Regions from separate parts of the Homo sapiens genome. Here region 1 is linked to region 2. Evidence: read pairs that join two places in POLR2A ChIA-PET (ENCODE). Cell type or tissue: Panc1. All regions are shown on one strand.

Region 1 (2,500 bases), 98 kb before region 2:
CCATTAGTTATTTTTCCTGATCCCTCCTTCCAACCTCCTCCCTCCAAAAGGCCCCAGTGTGTGTTGTTCCCCTCTATATGCCCATATGGGTTCTCATTATTTAGCTCCCACTTATATCTTAAGGGAAAGATTCTTTCAGGCCTTTTAACCCCAAATTTTACCTTTCTTTCTCATTCATGAAACCACATTGTCTTGTTGGTTTCATCTAACAACTTAGTGACCATTTTTCTTCTCTTTCTTACATACAGTTCTACTTTCCTTTCCTTCTATTGAATTTCTCTTCTTCCTTCTTTACCCAACTGAGATAAAATAGTTTCTTGAACTCCAAACACTCTTTGTCTCTAAATTCTCTGATTAGAAATAAGATGCTAGCCAAGCTTTATTTCAGGTCAGAGCAGTCTTTATTCTGATTTGGAAAACTAAAACTGTGTGTAGTGGGGAGGGGCGGGAAAAGTAGGGGTAGAACAGTCCAGACATGCAGGTGGGATCTTTAAGTAGGACTCATAACAACAGCCCTTAAGAAACAGGAAGGAGACCTGAAGCTGCAGAGTCATTCATTTGAGCTTCAGATTATTCGCTTTCCTAACTAATCAATAATTGTTATAATTAAAATTGATAGCTGCAAATAACATGACAGAGGGCTTCTGCCAGAATACTGATTGTGTCTTTGGCTTGGAAAGATAGGCAGCAGCGTGGAACACTTATTTTCCAATTTGCTTTTAGCTGTGTGCAAATTGCTTTAGCTGTATCCAGCTGATTTAGACCTTGCCTGGAGGTGCACTAGATTAATTGGGAGCCACACATTCATTGTTTACAGAATGGACTCTGTAATTGGCGAAATTTGTTAGTGCCAGTTATAAAATAACTATATAGTTCTGTTTTTAGCTGTCATTTCATTACTCTTTCTGTTAGAGGGGAGGGGGGACAATTAGAACCCATCTGATGATTAAGATGGGCGCTTTTACATAAGGATTCAAAGGAACATGTCTACAGTCAATATTTTATCCAAGCAAACGTTAGTGTGAATATGGTATTGATTTTTTTCAAAAACTGAAAAAGTACTTGAGCACATAAAAGAATTTTTTCATCTTTGTTGTGACTGAGCCTTAGATAAGAGAGCCTATTTTGTTAGAACTATCAGCAGATTTTTCAAAATGATTCTTTGTTCTCTCTTCTAACTTCATTGGGTTAAATAGAACGAGCACTCTTTCTTGCTTACTGCAAATGAAAGAAATAAGAAAAATCCTGAAGTCACACTCAGGTGCCCTCCAGTTTGTCTTGTTTCTCCCACTTTCTTCTTTGGGTCACAGGGTACCATGGGGACATCCACACTGCCGACTTAAAATACCAGATGAATATGAATGAATATGAAAGTCATTTTTGGCAGAAGGGCATTTTTTAAGAGAAAAACCAGGTAGGCCAAGGACAAAACATAAGTTATAATTACAGATTAGGAAAACAAAAGTTTTTTTTTAGTCCCTTAAAAAGTGTCTTATGTCAATAGACTTAAATATGCGAAATGGTAAATTACATCTCCCACACAACTCGTAGATGTTGCAACGCATGCCAAATTGTACATGCTATTCTCACACATATTCAAAAACCATATATATACACAGAGATGTCACTCAGGACTCTGTCACCTGAGTGACAAAATCCCAACTCAAACTCATTTAAGTAAACAAACAAAGGAGTGGAAGAAGAGTGTGTTTATTAGTTTAGGTAACTAAAAAGTACAGAAGGAGACTGTTAGACACTACCGGATTTATGGGTTCAAAAAGGTATCATGACTCTCTTCTTCCATTTCTTGGCTCAATCTTATTGCCTGCTAGCTTCACTTTCAGAAAAGCTCTTACCCCATGGAGGTCCCTGTCAGACCCAGATTTATATTATATCTGTTCAGCAACTGCAATAAAAAGAAGATGATTCTTTCCTAATAGTTTCAGCAAAATCTCAGACCTATAGTGAGTTACTTGCCCACTTCCTGAACCACACATTATGGCCAGAAGGGTAGAGTATGCTTATCAACCACACCTGAGCCATGTGCTCGCCTGGGCTTAGAGTGAAGGAGGGCAGTCCCCCAAAGGAACACTGAGGTACTGTTACCAAAGAAAGTAGAAATGGACACCAGGCAGGGACAACAAAAAATGGCCACAACCCTACCCACACAAAAGTTACAGTAAACTATTAGGATCCTTAGTAGTACTGCTTAAACTTTTCATTCATTGGTGTCTTTGGGATCTCATTAAAACTAAACATCTTTTCCTGCAGAAAAATGCCTATGTGACCATGTCATGCAAGATGTTGCTTGCTATTTCAGATGGGTTCATGAATCCCTAGAGCCCAACCAGTAACACAGAAACTAGAAATCTTTCTGAAGGAAAAGATGCTTTTTAAAGTATCCCGTATTGTATCTAAGTCCCACAATTTTAGGTTTTTCTTTTCCTTCCAATGGCCTTTTTTCCCCCGAAGTAATTTTGTTTGTGAAGAATTCCTCCTA
Region 2 (2,500 bases):
TAAGTGGAATGTTATTCTCTCCCACAAAAAGAATTTCATACTTCTCATCAGTAGATCTGTATTACCAAAAATTGTGCTCAATAATTGTCATTGGATTTTAAATTTTGTCAATTAAAAAATTCTGTGGAAATTTGTTTTCTCTCTTGTTATCCAAGTGCCTACATAATATCCGTGATGTTGCCTCTTGGCCTGCAAAGCCTAAAGTATTTACTATCAGCCATTTACAGAAAAAATTTGCCAATCCTTGCTCTACTGAATTCAAGAGCTCATTTAGGTTCACTCTTGGACGTTAATATCTGTTGGTGGAGAGGGGGAGGGGAAGTTAACAGTATGTTGGAACAGGGCAGGAAGGAAGTGAAAAAGGAAGTAGGGAGTGGACAGAAGTGTAGGAGATTTTAAAAGTAAACATATAGATCCATCTCTGAATGAAAAATAATAATAAATGTACCTACTACTACCTAACTCTCTTAAAAAAACCTAGGAGTCATAAACCAAAAGAGATATGAGGAGCCACATTCCAGTTCTAACTTAAGCAGTCATAACATAAAACATTAAATATTTATTGAACATCTTTTTATTATACCAGCCATTGTGCTGGGTGCTAATGACAACCAAGACAGACAAGATCCCTCCCTTCACGGAGCTGACAAAGAAGTAAACTTTTTTAAAAAAAACAACATTGTCAATCTATGATACGTCTCTATTCCCAAAAGAAGAAACAACCATCCTATGTAATTGCAATGTGTTTTTGGTAACATTTTCAGTTTGAAAACCAGGATATTTTATCTTAATTGCCCCATAAGTGAATGAATTACATGAAAAAATCAAGTTCTCAAACACATTCTGTTGAGGACTAGAAATGAAACAAGCCCTCCTAGAAACTTGGAGTTCTTTCATCCAGAAGTCTAGTCATGGATGCACAACTAAGACCATCAGTCCCAGAAGCTACTTCTCACAGAGGATGACAGGTCAATGTCACACATCACATGTCTCACTAATGCTTTTGAACTGGGTAATATAGTGTAATAAATAGGAGTGTGGTCTCTGTGCTTCAATCTCAGATCATTTACTTACTAGTATAATCTTGAAAATTTACTTAACCTTTCTAAGCCTCAATTTCCTCACCTATAAAGTGGAGATTATAGTATTACCTAATTGTATTTAATGTAATAGACATATCAAACAAGAGATCCTACATAAAGCCCGTCGTAGTATCTCTATCATATAAGTGCTCAACAAATGTTAGTTATTATTGTCCTTGCCAATACCAATCTCAGTAACACATGTTCATAGGGCTTGCTTAATTTGTCACATGGCTAAACCAACACATTAAAAACATACTGCTGTAGTCTCTGAAAACCAGATGACAGTTTTCAAATTAAATGAAACACTTCAAAATACCTGGGGATGAATTTATAATTGAATATTTAAGGTTCTTTAGAACCAACTACATAGTAAGATTTTATTTGGAGGTAACAGTGATTTTTCTTCTTCTAAAAGCTGACATCCTAGGAGAAATCCCAGCCTAAGAATGAGATCAGGATCTTCTGCTTCTAGTGTTAACATCCATAAGAATTAAGAATGCTTGCTTCAGCTATTTCATAGGGGTACTTCAAGAATCAAATGAAATGGACTCTATGAAAATGCTTCCTCAGCTATTTTATAGGGGTACTTCAAGAATTAAATGAAACAACCTCTATGAAAATGGTCTCAAAAGAATGCCCAAATGTAAATAAAAATAAATGTTATTAACCATTTATTCTTGCACAGTTACCAAGTCAGCTCATTTACTCTTTAACACACAAAAAAAAATGATGCCACAAAGAAATGAAGGATAGCAGGGGTGGTAAACAGGATCACGCTCTCTTGGCATCACGTTTCCAGAATATTTATTATTTATTTTTACAAATGTGTCTAATATCCAAGTACAAGCACCCCACGGGTGACAGAGCTTGCCATATCTGCAGCAAAATAATTATTTCTATTATGCACTCCCTTAACCATTAAAATAATTTCTAGCTAGTTGACAAACACCTGCAATATAGTTTTAGCATTATCTAGACTACATTTAAATCAAGTTGATTTGAATCATGATTTAAATCAGTCAAGAAAAACTATTATCTTCTAAAATTAAAAAATGCATGCTTATTTTTTGCCATAATGGTAATATACACACTTCATAAAGCTCATAGATACATGTACGTATACTGCTTTTAAACAGAAAATATTATTTTTAAGTGGTGTAAAAAATCTTTTCAAATGTTATCATTATTTTTATTTTTAATATTACCAACCAGCCCTTACTTATGCATACATATCTTACGTAATGAAAACCATACTCCATAACTTTTAATGCATTTTTCTCATATTTTATAGCTGCATTACTCTAATATAGGCCGGGCGCGGTGGCTCACGCCTGTAATCCCAGCACCTTGGGAGGCCGAGGCGGGCGGATCACGAGGTCAGGAGATGGAGACCATCCTGGCTAACACGGTGAAAC

What was found. ChIA-PET counts read pairs that join two places held together with the same protein. Peaks named below come from ENCODE experiments on the same cell type or tissue, not always from the same donor. Only the 100,000 strongest peaks of a DNase experiment are listed, where the experiment ranks them.
Region 1: POLR2A ChIA-PET joins it to region 2 with 28 read pairs; 4 of 35 experiments call an interaction of 5 or more read pairs at or near these places.

What each region holds. Positions count from the first base shown.
Region 1 is chr5:124,615,952-124,618,451 of GRCh38, forward strand. No RefSeq gene overlaps it. Among named protein-coding and RNA genes, the nearest start is that of ZNF608, 130 kb to the right of the region's middle. In Panc1, no CTCF peak of the experiment used is centred here; no DNase peak of the experiment used is centred here; H3K27ac peaks cover 2,099 bases.
Region 2 is chr5:124,713,468-124,715,967 of GRCh38, forward strand. The region is part of intron 2 of ZNF608 (zinc finger protein 608); the gene reads right to left. Among named protein-coding and RNA genes, the nearest start is that of ZNF608, 32 kb to the right of the region's middle. In Panc1, no CTCF peak of the experiment used is centred here; no DNase peak of the experiment used is centred here; H3K27ac peaks cover 2,146 bases.